Linked DNA regions of Mus musculus: region 1 is linked to region 2. Evidence: chromatin loops called from intact Hi-C (ENCODE). Cell type or tissue: heart. All regions are shown on one strand. Each heading gives the region's core, and the rest is flanking DNA. Links, peaks and the distances in the headings are about the cores only. Region 1 holds the start of Cyp2b19 (cytochrome P450, family 2, subfamily b, polypeptide 19). Region 2 holds the start of Cyp2f2 (cytochrome P450, family 2, subfamily f, polypeptide 2).

Region 1 (11,277 bases), core at 3,662-7,661, 370 kb before region 2:
ATTCTAGTAGGTCTGCCTTTCTGTGTTACTTGACCTTTTTCCCTTACTGCTTTTAATATTCCATCCTAATTTAGTGCATTTGTTGTTCTGATTATTATGTGTCAGGAGGAATTTCTTTTCTGTTCCAGTCTATTTGGAATTCTGTAGGCTTCTTGTATGTTCATGGGCATCTCTTTCTTTGGGTTAAGGACGTTTTTTTCTATAATTTTGTTGAAGATATTTACTGTCCCTTTAAGGTGAAAATATTCACTCTCATCTATACCTATTATCCTTAAGTTTGGTGTTCTCATTGTGTCTTGGATTTTCTGGATGTTTTGAGTTAGGATCTTTTTGCATTTTGCATTTTCTTTGATTGTTGTGTCCATGTTTTCTATGGAATCTTCTGCACCTGAGATTCTCTCTTCCATCTCTTGTATTCTGTTGCTGATGCTCACATCTATGGCTCCTGATTTCTTTCCTAGGATTTCTATCTCCAGAGTTGTCTCCATTTAGGTTCTATTTATTGTTTCTACTTTCCTTTTTAGATCTTTGATGGTTTTGTTTAATTCCATCACCTGTTTGGTTGTGTTTTCCTGTAACTCTTTAAGGGATTTTTGTGTTTCTTCTTTAAGGTCTTCTACCTGTTTAGCAGTGTTTTCCTGTAATTCTTTGGGGGGATTTTTGTGCTTCTTCTTTAAGGGCTTCTATGTATTTAGCAGTGTTCTCCTATATTTCTTTAAGTGAGTTATTAATGCCCTTCTTAAAATCCTCTACCAGCATCATGAGATATGATTTTAAATCTGAATCTTGCTTTTCGGTGTGTTGGGGTATCCAGGACTTGCTGTGGTGGGCGTCCTGGTTTCTGATGATGCAGAATGGTCTTGGTTTCTGTTAGTAAGATTCTTATGTTTGCCTTTTGCCATCTGGTAATCTCTGGTGTTAGATGTTCTAGCTGTCTCTAGTTGGAGCTTGTTCCTCCTGTGATTCTGTTAGCCTCTGTCAGCACTCCTGGGAGTCCAACTCTCTCCTGAGTCCCAGTGGTCAGAGCACTCTCTGCAGGCAAGCTCTCCTATTGCAGGGAAGGTGTCCAGAGTTCTGGGTCTCAGCTCCGCCTCCTGGCTGAGGATGAAGGCCCAAGGGACCCTGTCCAAGAAGCTCTGTTGCTTCTGAGGCCATGTGCTCTCCTGTTCAGACTGGTCTCTGAGAGACCTGGGATACAAGATGGTGCTCTCACCTGAGTCCCAGGGTTAAAACCCTCTCTGGAGGCTGACTCCACAGTGATCCTAAGACTAGGGTGCCTGCAGCATGGAGAGTCCTCTGGGGACTGTAGGACCATCTTCAGAATTCGCGCCCAAGGTGGTGTGGGGCTGGTGCCAACTGGAAAGAACCCCAGCCGCTGGTCGGGCAGGTTTCCTGTGTCCCTGTTCCTGCTGGCCCAAGCTCCTCTGGGTTGTTTTGGAACAGATGTTGTATTCCACTCACCAGTGATCCCAAGATCCTGGGTATGCTAGGGTGCCTGTGGCATGGAGAGTCCTCTGGGGACCTTGGGACCCTCCACCCAGTTTGTGCCCAAGGTGTTGAGGGGCTGCATCTCTCTTTCACACTCACACTCTATTCTTTCTCTGCTGCTGCTATTTGATCAGTGGCAATTTCCCATAGCTGAAGCCCAAGCTGCCAAAGAATTTCAGGCTGGGAACAGCAAGTTGATGTTTATCACATAACAACCCTACTCATGGTACTGATTTTTTGCATTTGTTCCTGTATTTGTCACTATGGTTAAATATCTGATCAGAAGCAAATGTTTAGAAGGATTTATTTATGGCCAGTTTCATGGCAGAGAGGCATGGTAGCTGGGAAGAAGGTAGCATCTGGGAAGGAGAGACAGGGGCTGGGAGGGAGGAGGTCCTTGAAGTAATCTACTTCATTCTGCTAAGTCTTCCATGTAAAGTGTATCAGAACTTCTTTAAAATACTGTTCATTAGAGATCAAGCATTGAAACACATGGAATCATGGGAGATATTTCACATTCTTCTTTCTTTCTTTTTTACTTGTTCTTCTCTCTTTACTTATTCCCCTCTTTCCATTCCTTTCAGTTTTATCCCATACCTTTCCTCTCCCTAAGATCCACTGCTGCTCTGTTTTCCCTATGAGAAGAGCAGGATTCCTAGGGATATCAACCAAACACAACATGACATGAAGCTATAAAACTAGGCACAAACCCTCATACAAAGCTGAATGAGGCAAGCCAGTAGGAAGAGAACTGGTCCTAAAAGCAGGCAAAAGAGTGAGAGACACCCTCTCTCCCATTTAACCATGGCACTTTGTGAATAGATTGATGACAGTATTATAGGAGTGTGTCTTCTATGAGCATGCTCAGGGTCCTTTTTAGTTCTCACAGTCTTAGGCACACTTGCTTGCCCCTTGTGACATGTTATAGTGCAGCAGCAAAGGCCTCACCAGGTACTGGTGCTGTGTTCTTGAGAATAAATGCTTCTAAAATTTTTGCTAACCATAATCACCTAGTCTATTGCATTCTGTTTCAGGAGAAATGAAGCAGACTGAGACAGGCTCTGCATCCTCCAGTGCAGAGTCTATGAGGGAACAGAGACACTGTCAGAGAGGGATAGCAAGAGGAAGGTCAGGAAGCTTCATGTGCCTTGAAACAGCCAGGAGGAGGCAATCACCATTCACAGTGATCAGAGACCTAGCGGTTCCAACTATTCCTCTTTCAGGCTGAAGCCTCTCTCTCTACCTGACAGCTGAGCCTTACCATGCCTGTATCTCTTTCTCCCAGCCCTTCTTCTTTTGCTCCATATTTGTGGCTGTTATAGGTTAGAGAATGCAATGGGGACTCTGAAGAAGTCACATCTGCACTGGGGTTGGTGTTTGTACAAACACAGTGAGACTCACACAGTAATATGCAAAACTCTACTTCTAGTTCTACCACTGAGAACTAGATCCACAGTGCAAGAATATACTTGTGAGCTGTGCATACATTGTAAATCTTAATATTCAGGAGGCAGAGGCAGGGAGTTCTCTGAGTTGGAGGCCAGACTAGTCTATAGAGTGAGTAACAGGACAGTCATGGCTACACAGAGAAATCCTATCTTTAAAAAGCAACCACCAGCCAGGCATGGCGGTGCACACCTTTAATCCCAGCACTTGGGAGGCAGAGGCAGGCGAATTTCTGAGTTCAAGGCCATCCTGGTCTACAGAGTGAGTTGCAGGGCAGCCAGGGCTATACAGAGAAGCCCTGTCTTGAAAAAGAAAGAAAGAAAGAAAGAAAGAAAGAAAGAAAGAAAGGAAGGAAGGAAGGAAGGAAGGAAGGAAGAAAGAAAGAAAGAAAGAAAGAAAGAAAGAAAGAAAGAAAGAAAGAAAGAAAGAAAGACAACACAGACAGACAGGCAGATGGACAGACAGGACAGACATACACACATATACATTTGTATACATGCAAACATATCTAGAGGAACAGAGAAGACCATGCATGCACATTCAATCTGGCAATCAATTTGGCCATTTCTCAAAATATTAGGAATAGTTCTACCTAAAGACCCAGATATACCACTCCTGGGCATTTACTCAAAAGATGCCCCACTATACCATAGGGACACTTACTCCACTATGTTCATGGCAGCTTTATTCATAATAGCCAGAAACTGGAATCAACCCAGATGTCCCTCAACTAAAGAATAGATACAAGAAATGTGGTTTGTTTGCTCAATGGAATACTATCCAGCTATTTAAAACAAGGACATCAAGAATCTTGCAGGCAAATGGATGGAATTAGAAAATATCATCCTGAGTGAGGTAACCCAGACTCAAAAGGACACACATGGCATGTACTCCCTTATAAGTGGATATCAGCCACTTATCAGTAAAGGAAGCCTATGCTACACTCTAAAGACCCAAAGAAGCTAAAGAAGGGAGGCCCAAATGTGGATGCTTGAATATAACTTAGAAGGGGGAATAACATAGTCATAAGATGTAGGGAACTGGGTGGGAGAGGGGATGAGGAGGGAAATGGGAGGGGGGTGTTTGGGATCAGGTATGGGGAGAGACAAGAAAGGGGGCCAGAGGGCAAGGAGAATGAATGGAATTTGGCACCTAATGGGAGTAAGGGTTGGGGGAACCTTTAGGATGTATCAGAGATCTGGGATGGGGAGGTTCTCAGGAATCTATGGGGGTGATTTTAGCTGAGACTCCTACCAGTGGGACTATGGAACCTGAAGAGGACACCTCCTGTAGCCAGGCAGCATCCCCAGGGGACGAATAAGGATATCAACCCACCCTCAAAACTTTCAATTCAAACTTTGTCCTGTCTATAAGAAATGCATGGAGCAAAATAGAGTTGAGAATGAAGGAATGGCCAACCAATAACCAACCCAACTTGAGACCCATCCCAAGGATAAGCACCAATCCCTGACACTACTAATAATACTCTATTGTGCAGACAGGAGCCTAGCATAACTGTCCCCTGAAAGGCTCCACCCAGCATCTCTCTGAAACAGATGCAGATATCCACAACCAAATTTTGGACAGAGCTCAGGGACTCTTATGGAGAGTTGGGGGAAGGATCAAGGGTCATAGAGGAGATAGAAATGTTACAGGAAGACCAACAGAGTCAACTAACCTGGACCCTTGGGGGAATCTCTGAATCTGAAACACCAACCATACATGGGTTAGACCTAATTAACACACACACACATGCACACATGTAGCAAATATGCAGGTTTGTCTTCATGGGGATTCCCCAACAACTGGAGTGGGGGCTGTCCCTAAAGTTGTTGCCAATCTGTGGATCTGTTCTCCTACCTGGGCTGCCTTGTCTGGCCTCAGCAGGAGAGGGTGTGCCTAGCCCTGCAGAGACTTGATGTGTCAGGATAGGCTGATACCTAGTGGGGGCCTCCGCCCTCTCAGAGGAGAAGGAGATGGAAAGTTGAGTGGAGGGACTATGGGGAGGAGGGATAGCAAGGAGAAGGCATTGATCAGGATGTAAAATGATTTAATTAATTAAATAATAAATAAATAAGTGAAAAAAAGAGAAATGTTCCTTCACATATGCAGCACACACAGGTCCATGCCTGAGTAAATAAACAGATAAAACTGAGCTGGCAAGTGCAGAAATCAAGATATGTTCCTCTTAATGCCCTTTTGTCCTGTGTGTCTATTTCATGATGTCATTGCCAACATCTAGGGTTGGGGTAAAGGAATGGGGAGTGAGCAGGTCACCAGCAGCCCAAACAGGAAGTATGGGTGCTCACACACCTGGACAATGATGAGAACAGAGGCGGGAATAGCTGGAGTTGCATAAGTGAGTAGGAGGGCAGGTTCACCATAAAAGATCCTGCTGGAGTGTGCACTGAAGTCAGAAGTGATTAGACCAGGACCATGGAATTCAGTGTGCTGCTCCTTCTCGCTCTCACCACAGGCTTCTTGATATTCTTAGTCAGCCAAAGTCAGCCAAAGACCCATGGCCACTTCCCACCAGGACCTCGTCCCCTGCCCTTCTTGGGTAACCTCTTGCAGATGGACAGACGGGGCCTTCTGAGCTCTTTCATACAGGTGAGCCATCCACAGGGCCTGAGACCTGTGGGCTTAGCCCAGGTTTGCTCTTGGAGGTCTCTCAGCAGGAAGAGCAAGGGGCTCCTTCCAGGCTGTATATTCAGGTGGGAATGTCACTGAGTGAACAGTGACATGCTGTCTCATAATGATGGTACTCAGATGGACAGGCAAGTCTTCCAGTGTTGGAACTGTTGTGGACACTGTGCTTAGAACACGAGAGGTGTGAAGGTGTTGAGGTGTAAGTGTGTAGCTTCACTCCTTGGAGCTTGTCTTTTCTAGAAGAGAAAGAAAAATGTCAGAGGTATCAACCATAGGTTTTGCTCCTGCCAACAAAAGAGATTAGCCTGAGGTGTTCCAGGACAAAGAGGAGGAGAAGGGCGGGAGGTGAGGTGAGTAGGTAGATAGGTAGGTAGGGCTAATCAGCTATAAACACCATGCACTATACAAGCCAAGGACACTGGCACTGTCTATACCAGTCTCTGTACTGTTGCTTCACAAGTGGTATTTTGTGTTAAATTATCACTTGTTCATAATAATCAATGTGCAATAATCAATGACTATCCATGACCTGGTGGCCCATTAAGAGAGCAGATATAGTGGTAGCAATCCCAACTTCTTGCCCTCCTTTGGTTTTTAACAGATCAGCCACCTGGATTCACTGGCATAATCATTCATTTATATTTAGCTTTTGAGACAAGGTTGTCCCACTTTTCCCAGGGTAATCACAAACTCATGATCCTCCTCCAAGTTTTATATAATATCTTGTATCTGATCTGTAGATTGTTCTTTCACTGTTCCATAAGGTATGGTGCTGCAACCCCACCTAAAATTGTAAATACATCAACATCAAACATATAGAGCTTTTTCATAGAATTATTCCCAAAACAACATGTGTGCTGACCATTTCCACAGCATCTAATTTCTATTAGCAGCATGGAAATCTAGAATGAGCTAAAGGTCACAAGAGGATGAGGGTGGGTTATTTGCAAATGTGCACCATTCTATTCAAGGGCTTTCAGCACTGGAAGGTTTGGATATTCCTGGTACCAATTCCCTAGAGATGCCCAGAGACAACTGCACTGCCAGATAGTTTCCTGATTTGTACTGTAGACATGCTTGAAGTTAGGACCACCAGCAGGGGTCATCCATTTTCCCTCCCAAGTAACCCACTGAATGGGTCAGGGCCATTCTCTCTGACTGTTTTCAGAAGGCATGGTATCTAGATAAGATGTCAGGAACTGCTGGCCAGACTGAAGGGTGTGGTCATAGGTCTATATCTACATCTGTATCTATATTCATATCTATATATAGATCCATATCTATTTATTTTGTTTTGAGGTAGGGCCTTAGGTAGCCCAGGAAGGCTTCCAAGTGGATACATACCCAAACATAACTACTCATTATATGGCCTCTACCTCCTCAAGGTTGAGTTTATAGTCATGTGTTTAGAGCCCTACTCAAACTCTACAGTTCTGGTGCATTGATTAGAACATACAACCAATAGTGCAGACCTGCTGGGTAGTGAAATAACCCTTCAACTCTTAGGTCCTCAGAAGGGGAAGGATGGCCAGGAGAGGAGATGCCTATTTATCAATCTGTATCTAAGCATTTTAACGGTTTAACAACAATGTCTGTGCTGACTAGCCACAATCCTGGTGCCCTTATGGTTTGGCAGCTTCAAGAAAAATATGGAGATGTGTTCACAGTACACCTGGGACCGAGGCCCGTGGTCATGTTGTGCGGGACAGACACCATAAGGGAAGCTCTGGTGAACCAAGCTGAGGCTTTCTCTGGCCGAGGGACAGTTGCTGTGCTTGATCCAATTGTTCAGGGATATGGTGAGATATGGGACAGGGTGAAAAGGAGGATGTGACCCAGGAAGGTGAATCTGAGAGGTGGGATCCAAGCCATGGGAAAGGACTGGGGATTCTCTGAATTTCCAATGTGACCCAACCACCCATGTTTCCCCTACTTTCTTAGGTGTGATCTTTTCCAGTGGGGAACGTTGGAAAACCCTTCGGCGATTCTCTCTGGCCACCATGAGAGACTTTGGGATGGGAAAGCGGAGTGTGGAGGAGCGGATAAAGGAAGAGGCCCAATGTTTGGTGGAGGAACTGAAGAAATACAAGGGTGAGTCTTGGAGAGTGGACATAAAGAAGATATGAGGGCACAACCAAAGAAAGAGACACACAAGGGTAGAGAAAGACTGTAGAGACAGAAGAGAGATGAGGGGATGAAGGGTAGATATGGATAAATGTGGAGAGAGAAAAATACAGAGACATAAAAAGAAAAGTGAGGTTTATATTATCCACAAATATCTCAGAGACATAGTTTAACCATGCTGGTCACTTGTATACAGAAAAATCAATCTTTGAATTAATTTTATCTGTCAATTGGGTGTGGTTGGTATATACTTGCCATCTTAGAACTCAGAAGGCTGAGACAAGATGGTCATGAGTTAAAGGCCAGTCCTGTCCACATTGTGAGGTCCTGGCCTACACTGTTGTTGTGGGTGAGTTGGAGAATGCTTCTAGTACCATATATAGTTGTCATGGTGGGGTGTGGCTGTAATCCTTGAAGTCCAGAGGTGGAGGCAGGATGTTGACATTTTCAAGGTCATCTTCTACTACACATAGAGTTCAAGTCCACCTTGGCCTAATCTTCATCATGCCCTCCCTGCCCCACAATGGTCTTAGTCCCATGGTTCTCAACCTTCCTAAAGTTATGACCCTTTAATAAAGTTCCTCATGTTGTGTTAACTCCTCAACCGTAGAAAAATTTTTTGCTACTCCATAGCTGTAATTTTGCTACTATTAGGAAACATAATGTAAATATCTGTGTTTTCTGATGGACTCAGGCATCCCCTGTGTTGTTTGATCTCCAAGGGATCATGACCCACAGGTTGACAACCACTGGTCAACCAAAGGCAAATACAGAGCTTAGGTAAATGAAAATGAAGGAAGCAGGAAGAACTGCAGACATGTTCAAAGCAGAAACTGTGATTTCTCCTTGTTCTTGTGCTGATGGGAATCAGTGAGCACAGAGACTCATGGGAGTTGTAGTTTGGTAGAATTCTCAGGCACTTCTGGGTCCTTCGTGATTCCAAGGGCATCTTGGAGACAGAGACCTTGATTTGTAGCTCCATTTTTTTCACAGCAGGCATTTGTGGTCTCTTATTGACGTTTCTCAGGAGAGCTGAGGTGATGGCAATGCAGAAGCAGGAGAGGAAGAAAGATGCAGAGACTGGGAAAAATGGCTGGAAAGACAAGTCATAGAGATCAAGGATCCAAAGGAAGACAAGTTTTAAGGCTGAGAGTGAAACTGAATAGACTCAGGGAAGGCTCTACAGAGAATCAGAGACTATAGACAAGCCAGTTCCAGGGAGAAAGCAAGAAGGGCCCAATATTGTTGGACAGACAACAAACCTCCAACCACCAGGGTCCATGACTTAACCTGGCCTGCAAAAGACAGCAGGTCCTGATGGCTTCTGAAACACCACAGAGCCAGAAGTCTGAGAAGGGATGAAGACTGGCAGATGGGAGTGGAACATGCAGGGCATGTGAATCCATACAGGCAATCCCTGAACCTTTCTCTGTCCTTTCCTGCCACTGGGAATTAACTATCAGCTCAGAGTCAGAATGGTGACCAGGGAGGAGGTACATTGTGGACACTAACTATACATGCTGTCCCTTGTAGAATTATGGAGTGCCCCACATCTACTCTGCCACAGGGCTCAGGCCACTGGTGGAGGCAGGACCTGGGACTTTAGACTGCACTTAACCCACATGGGTGGGTTCAGGCTATGGGGAAGCCACAAGACACTGTTCCAGGGGGTGGGGGAGCGTAGTCTGAAGTGCAGGACAGCTGGAGCTGGCTTGGGGATCTGTGGCCCTGCAAGGGTCATCTGGTTCTCAGGCTCTTGAACACCGACAGGAGCCTCGGAAGAGCTGAGAACAGAGTGAGGACCCACAGCCTGGATCTAACCCAGGGCCGAAGGGGAAAATAGGGGAGAGCTCCATCTGGGTCCTGTGGGGAGGAGTCCTTGGTTTGTCCAGTGGACAACTGGTTTGGCTTGGTGGAGCACTGAGAGGCCTTCTGTGGGAGATTAGATGGCTGGCTCTTTAGGCGAAGGCCTGGTCCATTGCTCCCCACGGTGGATCCCAATGAAAAGAGGCAGTCCGTGGTTTTAAGACATTTATTGTCACAGAGGAAAGTAGATGAATAAAACCGTACCCCAGTCTCTCAGGGAGGACCTGAGGTTAAATACCTTTTGCAGGAAGGAGTGTCTGGGAAGGGGAGTTTATTGGCCAGGCCTCCAGACCTTTAGGTATCTCATTAAAATGGAGATTTGTCTTGAGGCTATGTTACCTGTGGTCATTTCTTCTACTTGTGGAGGGGCTTAGGGCATTACCCTTACGTGACTGATGGCCACAAATCTATGGAGGGCTGCAGCCTCGTGTCAGGAGCCTAGTATTTAGGAGCATGGCAAACCACCTACCGTACCTGCAGAGTCACCGGGGTTTCCAGCCTGTGCTCAACCAAGAACCAGGCTGCCTTTCACAGTCTTACAGTCCCTCTCAGCTCCTAGGGGTCTGAATGCTGACCCCAGTTGTGAGTAGCTGTGTTCTTAGTGAACTTAGCTTCCCACTCTGTATGCTACCAACACTGCATCTTATGTCCGATATCCTGAGGAAATTAAATAAAATGATGCATTCAGTGCTTAGAACAGGGCTTGGTCCATCATATATGTGCTAGTGAGGTTAGCTACTGTTGCTGTTCTTTGAGTAGTGAGTGGTGTCAGCTGCCTCACAAGATGGAAATAAATTCAAATATCCCCATGGTCCTATATCTCCTGTCTCCTGTCTTGCCTCCTCATCCTCCAGGAGCCCCTCTGAACCCCACCTTCTACTTCCAGTGCATCGTAGCAAATATCATCTGCTCCATTGTCTTTGGAGAGCGCTTTGACTACAAAGACCACCAATTCCTGCATCTGCTAAATCTGATCTACCAGACATTTTCCCTCATGAGCTCATTGTCCAGCCAGGTCAGTGGGTGGGAAAAGAGGAGCATCCAAGGCAGAGGAAACAAGAGATTGCTTTGTAGGTGAAGGAGGGAGTGTCTTAGGGCTGGAAGAAAGACAGAGACAGCATGGAGAAATAAAGTGGTTGAGACCTGGAGGCAAGGAGGGGGCATGTTTAACAGGTTAGAGCGACCTCAATGTAGAAATACAGAGCCATCCAGACATGAAGAAAACAATGATGTGTTATGAAGATGTAGTTCAGAAGACAGAATACTGTTTTCATGCATGATCCCCTGGGCTCATCCCCAGCACTATACATCCTGGGTTTGGTGGTATATCAAACATGAAATTCCAGCATTTGGGTGGTGGAAGCTGGGGGATCAGAAATTCAGGGTGATCCTTGGCTACATATTGAGTTTAAGGTCAGTCTTGCTAAAATGATACCCTGTGACCCCACCCACACACAACCCACAAATTAAAACAAAGACAGTTTGGCAAAGGGACTTGGGAAGGAGCACAGAGGAAAGGAAAAGAGAGATACAGAGAATGTAGGACAAAGGTTAGAGACAATTTGGAACTACAGTTCAAAAGCATGCATGTGTATGGTATACACACACACACACACACACACATATATATATATATATATACATACATATGTGTGTATATATATATTTATATATACATATATATAACACACTCATATATAGTGT
Region 2 (10,093 bases), core at 6,094-10,093:
TTGTATGTATATGCACACATGTACACACATGTGAGTGGTATGTGTTTTGTGTGTGTGTGTTGTGTGTGTATGTGTGTTTGTGTGTGTGTATATGTGTTTTATGTGTCCGTTAGTGTGTGTGTTTTGTGTGTGTATGCACACATGCACACATGTATACACATGTGAGTGCAGGTGTTCTCACAGTCCAGAGTGGTGGTGGAGTCTCTTGGAGCTGAGGTTATGGGCAGTTGTGAGCCTGCTAACCTGAATGCTGGGGACTGAACTTGGGTCTTCTGCAAGAGCGATACACATTCTTAATCACTGAGCCACTCTAGCCCTAACGAATCCCTCTTGAATAGTGCAAATACTGTCTGTAAAATAATATTGGTTATCTTTAATTTTAAAATATTTTTAAATTAATAAATTCAACCATGACCTAATTCCAGATAGCCAAGTCCCAATTTAAAAAAAAGAAAACACACAAGAAATGTGAAAAGAAAAGACAATATAAACCCTCCAAAAATTTTCAATACCACAGTAATTGCCTCCAGCAAGAATGATTTAGATGGAATCTCAAAGAATTCAAAAATATTTATTATAAATATGCTCAAAGAAATTTTTAAAAGAAAAAGAAAATTAACTCCAGAATAAATTCCAGAAGGACACAAACAGCTGAATGAAATGAGGAAGCCAATACAAGATATAAAAGAGGAATTAACAGAGACCAAAATTTTAATAAAAATCCAAACTAAAATGCTGGAAATGAAAAACACAGTAAGTTGAACAAATGCTCCATAGAAAATCTCACCAACAGAGCGGACCAAAGAGAAGACAGAGTGACTGAAAAGAGGACAGAGATCTGAGACTGAAGACAAGGGTAGAGTTAGAGAGTTGTTAGACTGTCCCAACAAGAATAAAATTAAAATAAGAAGAAGGGACCGGGGCTTTGCAAAATATTGGTGATACTATGAAAAGAACAAATCTAAGAAAGGCAGGCATAGAAGTAGAATTTCTTCTGAAAGCATTAGAAAAACATTCTAAACAAAATCATAGAGAATTCTCCCAACATTAAGGAAAGAGAGGCCAAGCCAGATAGGTAAGAGAAAATCGCCCATCAGTCCTAAACCACTAAATATACAGAACAAGGAGTGTGTGCACTCAACAGCAGAAAGTGGCCAGGCCTTTTATCCCAGTAGTTGGGAGGTAGAGGCAGATGGATCTCAGAGTTGCAGACCAGCCTACATAGTGAGTTACAGGTCAGACCTGGATGTGGAGAGGCTCTGTCTCAAAATAAGAAAAAAGAAAAAAGAAAAACGGCAGGAGAGGCACAAAGCCAAGTATGGTCATCAGAATAACAGCTGATGATTCAGATCAAATTTCAAAGTTCAGGACAGCTTAGAAGGATGTATTTCAAGTTTTAAAAGAAAACAACTACCAATCCAAACTAGCAAGGTTTCTGCCATAACTGAGGACAATGGAAAGACAGGCCAAAGGAATTCATAGTTGTCAAACAGGAAAGGAACTCAACTGTATTTTTGTGGTCTTTTTGTTTCATTTTGCTTTGGGGAGGTTTGGGAGGCTTGGGGCGGGGGGGGGGGGGGGTTGTTTGTCTGTCATCTATTTGTTTATCTCTCATTGGTCTTTTGCCTGTTTGTTTTGACTTGGGGTTTTATGGGTTTTGTCAAGAGGTAAAGTTGTTTCTTCTGTTTTTGTCCTTGTTTTTTAATAAAAAGAAAGAACATAAAGATGGGTGGGTAGAAAGGTTGGGAGGATCTGGGAAGGATTTGGGGAGGGGAAGAAACATGATCAAAATATAGTGTGTGAAAAAATTAATTAAAAAAAGAAGTAGTCCTGCTATGGCAGAGGACCTAAGTTTGGTGCCCAGCACCTGCAAATAGCTCATAACCACCTATAACTCAGCCCCAGAAAACCTGATGCCACAGCCCTCCTCAGGCACTGGAATTCATGTGCACACACACACTCAAAATTTAAAATAATAAGATAAATTTTTTTTGTTTTGTTTTGTTTGTTTGTTGGAGACAAGATTTCTCTGGGTGTAGCCCTGGCTGTCCTGAAACTCACTCAGTAAACCAGGCTGGCCTTAAACTCATGGGAATTCACCTCCCTCTACCTCCTGAGTGTTGGGATTAAAGGCATGTGCCACCATGCACGCATGGCTAAAATAAATATTTTTAAGGCCAAAGCACCAGACAAAGTGCTGCATGCCTTTAATCCCAGCACATGGGAGACAGAAACAAACAGATCTCTGTGAATTCAAGGCCAGCCAAAGCTACATAGTGAGACCCTGTCTCAAATACATAAATATTCATGAAATCTTAAGTAAATAACCTATGGATGTACCTCAAAGTCTTACAAAATCAAGAGTGAGTCTAATCAACCAGTAATGGGCTGGGTGCATTATTGGTAACTATACTTTTTTGCCTAGAACCTAACAGTGAGAGGTTGGAGGCGTGGCTCAGTGGTAGAACACTTGCCAGGAATCCCCCAGTGAGGGGCTGGGGGTGTGGCTCAGTGGTAGAACTTTTATCAGTTGGTTGTTTAGCATATATAAGGCTTTAGATTTGATCTCCAGAATCAAAAACGGAAAAAAAGGGGGAAAAAAGAAGAAAGAAGGAAGGAAAGAAAGAAGGAAGGAAAGAGAGAGGGAGGGAGGGAGGGAGGAAGGAAGGAAAAGGAAAAAAGAAAATAAGAGAAAAGGAAAGGAAAGGAAAGGAAAGGAAAGGAAAGGAAAGGAAAGGAAAGGAAAGGAAAGGAAAGGAAAGGAAAGAAAAAGAACACACGTAGGGCTGGAGAGATAACTTTTGTAAAAGATTTGGCTCAGTTCACAACTATCCCTAACTATAGTTCCAGCGGATATAACATTCTCTTCTGATCTCTTCAGGCACCAGGCATGCGTTTGGTACACAGATATACACACAGGCAAAACATTCATACATATAAAACAAAATAAATCTAAACAGAATGTGTACAACAAAAACGAGGAAGAACCTCCAAAGCCATTTGGTTCTATCATAACCAGATGGATGGAGAAATGGCTTCTGGCATCTTACCACACACGGCACAGCCTTCCACATAAATTATAAGCCCCAAAATCTCAATGGCACCAAGCTTAAAGACTAAAGCATATCTCTGCTCGAGTCCAAGTTCCATTTGGAACAGCACAGCAAGTCAGAACAGAAGAAAAACACGAAGTTCCTAAAACAACCCTTCATGAATCCTGAGTTCCCCCAGTGAGGCCATCACGTGGGTAGCCCTCGAACCAGATTCAAGTCAAGTCAAAGGACTGGAGTGGAGCCCGTACTGCACCTCCCCACCAGAAGTAGGGGTTGCTGCTATGGGAAACAGGAGGCTTGTAATCCCACAAGGAAGTTTTCACCCCTCTCCTGGGACCAGCCCTAACCAGCCTGTCCAGGGCTGTAACAATACCACCTGCCCCACCTCCATCTCACTGAGTACTTGAGACCTAAAGTATTGAATTACTTCCTCTCCCACAGCCTCCCAGAAGGGCAGAGGAAGCCTGGTGCACTTCCAAGGGCTTACTAGACCTTAACTCACTTCTCCCCTCACCCTGGCCAACTCTGGTTTTGGCACTCTATCCTTCTGATCTGGACAGAAGTTGAGAAACTTGGAACAGTTTCCAAGATGAGAGCCAAGAACAGACATGGGGGCAGTGACTCAGGAAAACAGAAGGAGAACCTTATATGAGGCAGTGAGGGAGAGTGTGATTTGAGTCTGCGATCCCTTTTCTGTGGCCCTGCCTTTCTCCTTAACCGTCCTTCAGCCTAAGCCCACTGTACTCACAGTCACAGAAGCATAAGCCATAGAAGCCAATAGTATAGAAGAGATACAACCTACAAGAACTTACTGGGAGATAAGAACGGGAGAAACGCAGAGAGAAAGAAAGGGAGGGCCAGGGAGGTCTGTCTACCATGCATGAAGCCCTGCATTTCATCCTCGCCAGTTACCAAAACCAGGTGCGGATGCACATGCCCATAGTGCCATCATTCCAGGGGTGAAGCTGAAAGTTCCAGAGTTCAAGGTCACCCTTAGCTACATAGCAAGTTCTAAGACATTCACGGTCACACAAGACCAGACTAGAGAGATGGTTCGGGGGTTAAGAGCCTGCACCACTCTTACGGAGACTCCAAGTTTGGTTCCTGCACTGCTCACAACAGCCTACAATTCCAAATCCGGGGAATCTGACTCTGACTTCTGTGGGCAACTGCACTCACATGCACATACCAGATCCATACACATAATTAAATTTTTAAAATAATCTTAAAGAGAAAGGATGACTCCAAGTGCCTCATCTCCTACCCTTCAGAAGGACAGCAAAGATGGATACACTTCTAAGGGTCTGCCAGACCCTTGGCTACAACATATCCACCTTTCCTTCCCTTTTAGTCTCTATTTCCTTCTTTCTCTTCTTCTTTTTTTTTTTTAACTTGACAATCAGCAATATCATATGTGTGTTGTTTTAATACGTGTCTCAGGATATTTTATTGCCAGACTAAGAGAGACAGAATGAGAGTCATATAGAATTTCAGAGACAAACTGCAAGACTGCAAGAAGAATCCACTGAGAGAGATGCCCAGAAATGAGGACTCAATGGAAAGGGAATGGGCCTTACACAAGGCCTCCTAGCTAGGGAAGCAAAACTGGACTTGAACTCATAAACACAGAACAGAAGAGCTCAAACTAGGACTGGATCCAGTACTAGATCACAATACTCCCTCCCTGGCCTGTTAATTATTTTAGCCAACACCCCATAACCCCACCTTCTCCTCAAGAACCGGGTCCAGAGTCGGAAAGCCTTTGCTCTGTCCTAAGGCAGATAGCAAGTACTGTCCACACAAAAGGGATTTAAGGTCAGCCTTCAAGCCAGGAAGACCCAGTCAAGTGACAGAGGGTTCTAGAGGTGTGGCCACATTTACCCCACCATGCCAGCTGGCTAAGAGCCCAAGGTCTATAGACAAGGTATGCTAGGATGGTAGGAGGAGATTAAAATCACTGGAAGAACCAGGAAAGAAGGCAGGGCAGAGGAGGAGCATGGAGAGACAACTTAAGGGCATGCCCTGCCCCCACATACACACATACACTGCAGCACACACAAGAACTTCAGAACATTGCTGCAGAATACTGATACAGGTGAGGGGTGGCTCCCAAGAGAGGTCTCTGTCTCTGTCTCTGCAAATCAATTCTGGGACTTGTATGTCTGTCTCAGCTTGTGGACCATGCATGCCGTTTGTCCTCCAGTCTCCAGGCCCTTTTAAAAGGATCTCTCTCTCTCTCTCTCTCTCTCTCTCTCTCTCTCTCTCTCTCTCTCTCTCTCTCTCTCTCTCTCTCTCTCTCTCCCGTCTCCCATCCATCTCCCCACTTCCCCACACCCTTTATTCCTTATTTATTTTCTTCTTTTTAACTTGACAAGCAGCAATATCATGGGTGTCATTTTAATACATGTCTTTTAAGATCCTTTATTTTGCAGTGTCTATCACTGGATGGTTTCATAGTTTTCTGGTTTGGCGTCTTTGTTGTTGTTTGTTTGGCATCTTTGTTGTTGTTTGTTTGGCTTTGAGCTCATTTGTTTGGGATTTTATTGTTGTTTTATTTGAAGGGGTTTTTTGTTTTGTTTTATTTTGTTTTGTTTTGTTGTTTTGCTTCCTGCGACAAGATTGTGTGCATGGCCCTGGACTGGCTAGAAACCCACTATGTAGAAAGGCTAACCTCAAACCTTTAATATCTTCCTGCCTCTGCCTCCCCCATGCTGGGTTGCAGGTGTGCAACATTGTGGCTGGTCTGACTCTGTTTCTTGGTGTGCATCTCTGAGCTAGGTGCAGTGAATACCTATAATCCTGGCACTCAAGAGGCTGCAGCTGGGATTAATCTGAAGCCAGCATGGCCTGCCACGTGAGACCCTGTCTTAATAGACCAGGGAAAAAAGTGTGTGTGCATCCGTCTCTTCAACGCCATCTCTCTTCTTTCTCTTTCTCTGAAGTCATCTCTCTCTCTCTCTCCCCCTCTCTCTCTCTCTCTCTCTCTCTCTCCTCTCCCCTCTCCCCTCTCCCCTCTCCCCTCTCCCCTCTCTCCTCTCCCCTCTCCCCTCTCCCCTCTCCCCTCTCCCCTCTCCCCTGTCCCCTCTCCCCTCTCCCTGTGATTTTCTCTGTCTGTACCCATCTCTGCGTGTCTCTCTATATTTTGTTATTTCTTTTTGTGAGAACCAGTGTTTTGGTAGATGGTTTAAGATAGACAGATGAGAGATAAATGAAAAATGATTGATAGATAGATAGATGTTAGATGGATTATTGATAGATGATAGACTATCAGTAGATAGATGGTTAATGGACAATATATTGTTAGCTGATAGATAATACAGCTACGTAAACAGAAAAGACATAGATTCCACTGTTTCCTATGTTGTGACTGTTGCTTTGGGTTTCTGTAGCTGTCTGTCTCTGCCTATCTCTGCATTCCTTTCGCACGTTTATGTTTTGACAATTAGTCTGTGTTCACACACACTCTTCCTTCTCCCCTTTTCCTTCTTCCCCCTCTCCCTCTTAACACTCTGACATCACTCCACCTCCCCTTCCCTCCACAGTCCCATTGCCTGGGTTCAAAGGAGGAAAGTTCCAGAAGAACTAAGTAGGGGGACCCCACACTTGACTTCTCCCTCTTTGTCCCTCCAGGCGCTGCAGCTGCCTTCACTATGGATGGTGTGAGCACAGCCATCTTGCTTCTCCTCCTGGCTGTCATCTCTCTGTCCCTGACCTTCAGCTCACGGGGCAAGGGCCAGCTGCCTCCAGGACCCAAACCTCTCCCAATCCTGGGAAACCTGCTGCAGCTTCGCTCCCAAGACTTGCTGACCTCCCTCACCAAGGTGCAGGAGACTTGGCAAGGGCAAAGGGCAATGGAGCCAGGAAGGGTTGCCACGGCCACTAAGCCCCCTGTAAACTCTCTCTTCTACCTCCAGCTTAGCAAGGAGTATGGGTCGGTGTTCACGGTGTACCTGGGGTCCAGGCCTGTGATAGTCCTCAGCGGATACCAAACTGTGAAGGAGGCTCTTGTGGACAAAGGGGAGGAGTTCAGTGGCCGAGGCGCATACCCCGTCTTTTTCAACTTCACCAGGGGCAACGGTAAGCCCACCCTCACCTCCTCCAGCCTCTAGCCCTTGCATATCTAGGTAGGGAATAAGGGTGAGAAGCTGTCCACTCAGAGCTGCAGATCTCACTAATGACCTCATGAAGGATGCAGACAAGCAATGCTGAAAGGAGGGTAGGATCTACCTCACCTCCAGCACCTCGAACTGAGCAACCTGACCAACCTCCACGTCCACTCAGTCGAACCCTACGTTCACCCCATCCTTACTCTATCTCAACCACATCATCAAATTTCCACTCAATCAAGTAGCCGAGTTATTTTAGCCTTTGTCTCACCAATCTCTTTCAGGCCTACATCAGTGTTCCCCCCCCTTTCAAATCCTATCTCATTTGGGGAGAGGGTGTTTGTTTGCACGTTGTTTGTGACAGAGTCTGTCTCCACCTGTCTTTGCACCACTGCACCAGGAATAGTCATGGTCACGCCTAGCAAAACGTGGGTGGTGGGAATAGAACTCAGGTCCTTGTGCGTGCACGGCAAGCACCTTACCCACTGAACCATCTCCTTCATCTTCTTTCTTCTTCAACAGCCAAGTCTTTACTATAACAAAAGAAATTTTTTAAAAATTTAAGAATCCAACACTTGGGGCTGGAGAGATGGCTCAGTGGTTAAGAGCACTGACTGCTCTTCCAGAGGATCCAGATTTGATTCCCAGCACCCACATGGCAACTCACAACTGTCTGTAACTCAAGTTTCAGGGGATCTGACACCCTCACACAGAAATATGTGCAGGCAAGAAACCAATTGCACATGAAAAAAAATTTTTTTAAAAAGAAATATAACACACAAGACTTTATCCCATGATTCCTAAAACAGAGGCCATCATGAGACTGTGACATCCCGGCATGGTCAGAACTGTGTTGAGGAGCTGCAGGAACCCAAAGAACATACCTGACCCAGCCAGGAAGGAATTCCTGCCCCAGAGGTCCTGAATGATGAAGGTGACCAGCCAGGGCAAGACAGGGTGAAAGAGTTCAGGGCCTAGGAAGATGGCTCAGAGGGTGAAGCACTTGCTGCAGAAGTGTGAGGTTGGGAATTCAGAGCTCCAGCCCTCACATAAATGCCAGGTGGGCACAGTGGCTGCCTGTAATCCCAGCACACACACACACAAGTCAGAGACAAGGGATCACCAGAGCTAGATAACCAGACTAGCTGGATTGGCAGGCTCTGGACTCAAGTGAAAGGCATTGCCTTAATAAAACAGCTGTGGAGAGTGACTGAGGAAGACAGCTGGTATCAATACAAATAATAAAATGTAGGGCCAGTGATATGGCTCAAGAGGTAAGGGTCTTACTGACAAGACTGACTACCTGAGTTCAATTCCTTTTTTCTTTTACTTTCTTCTTTTTTTTAAGATTTGTTTATTTATTGTATGTGAGTACACTGTCACTGTCTTCAGACACACCAGAAGAGTGTGTCAGATCCCATTACAGATGGTTGTGAGCCACCACGTGGTTGCTGGGAATTGAACTCTGGACCTTTGGAAAAGCAGTCAGTGCTCTTAACCACTGAGTCACCTCTCCAGCCTCCTGAGTTCAATTCCTGCAACCCACATGGTAAAAAGAGAAAACTGATTCCTGCTAGTTACACTCTGACCTTCACATATTTATGGCACATGTGTATACACACACACACACACACACACACACACACACACATCCAATAAATAAATGTAACAATCTTATACTATTAGTAAAAGTGAAAAGAGAGTCCGGTATGAGAGCACACACTTGTAATCACAGCATTTGATGGGCCGAACCACAGGAATCTTTGCAAGTTCAAGGCCAGCCTGGTCTGCAGAATGAATTTCAGGCCAGCCAGAGTTACATAGGAAGGCACTGTCAAGAACAAAAGCAAAAGGGTTTGGTTTGGTTATGACTTTTTGAAAGGTGGTACTGTGATAGTGTCCTTGCCTTTGTGTTTATGTGGCCCTTGGGTCAATCAATCCTAGTACCAAAAGATTTAGAAAGTGGGGAAGAACCTGCCTAGAGATAGTACTGCACACTGTGGGCTGGGCTCTCCTATACCAATTAGCAATTAAGAAATGCCCTGACAGACAACAACCACGGGCCTATTAACTGGAAGCAGTTTCTCCTTTGAGCTTCTCTCTTCACAGACATTTCCAATGAGGTTAACCAACAAAGGCCTTTTGGAGAAAATGTAGAAATGAGTCAAAAAGGGTAAACTGATGCTTAGAAATGGGATGTTTTCTCAAAATTTAAATTAAATGTTTATTTTCCAGAAAGAAAGAAAGAGAGAGAGAGAGAGAGAGAGAGAGAGAGAGAGAGAGAGAAGAAGAAGAAGAAGGAGGGAGGGAGGGAGGGAGGAAGGAAGGAAGGAAGGAAGGAAGGAAGGAAGGAAGAGGGAGAGAGAGAGAGAAAGAGAGAGGGGGAAGAGACTCACTTCCATGAAAGGTTGTACAAAGGGTCAGAGACCGTGCTTGTCCTAGGACAAGTTTCCAGTGTCCCAATATTTATTTTTCTTATTTACATATCTTATTTGTGCACTCAATAATCAATAAACAATCAACAAAGTCTGATGACAATTCAAAGGTCATTTTGACACAAAATGTGTCTTTACTCTGCCTTCTGACACCTCAAAGTGACAGGTCGTTACAAGGGAATACAGAGTCAGCATGATCAGTGGAAAGCCCAGAGTCCTGTGGAGCCCAAAGCAGGCTCCTGGTCCAGTCCCAAGAGTCGGGAAGGATTTGCTGGAAGAACTGCGGAGTCAGTTTAGAATCCCCCTCCTGATGGAGCAGGAAGAGATGACTCGGTGGCTGTGATTTGGGAATGGTTGCCAGTTGGATTTGCCGTTCCTTTTCCTCTTCCCAGGCATCGCCTTCTCCGATGGAGAGCGCTGGAAGATCCTCAGAAGGTTCTCTGTCCAAATCCTGCGGAACTTTGGCATGGGAAAAAGAAGCATCGAGGAGCGGATCCTG

The links. Peaks named below come from ENCODE experiments on the same cell type or tissue, not always from the same donor. Only the 100,000 strongest peaks of a DNase experiment are listed, where the experiment ranks them.
Region 1: a loop joins it to region 2, with 6 times the contacts of the local background. A loop is called at or near these places in 6 of 42 quality-filtered maps.

The regions. Positions count from the first base shown.
Region 1 is chr7:26,751,817-26,763,093 of GRCm38, forward strand. It overlaps Cyp2b19 (cytochrome P450, family 2, subfamily b, polypeptide 19), which reads left to right and starts at 5,326. Exons shown (of 9, transcript NM_007814.2): 1 at 5,326-5,544; 2 at 7,220-7,382; 3 at 7,525-7,674; 4 at 10,428-10,588. The coding sequence starts at 5,371. Gm51442 (a long non-coding RNA gene) reads right to left here. Exons shown (of 2, transcript XR_003946615.1): 2 at 4,968-5,819. In heart, for the core only: no CTCF peak of the experiment used is centred there; no DNase peak of the experiment used is centred there.
Region 2 is chr7:27,114,868-27,124,960 of GRCm38, forward strand. Cyp2f2 (cytochrome P450, family 2, subfamily f, polypeptide 2) reads left to right here and starts at 5,088. Exons shown (of 10, transcript NM_007817.2): 1 at 5,088-5,148; 2 at 6,684-6,874; 3 at 6,968-7,130; 4 at 9,987-10,093. The coding sequence starts at 6,704. In heart, for the core only: no CTCF peak of the experiment used is centred there; no DNase peak of the experiment used is centred there.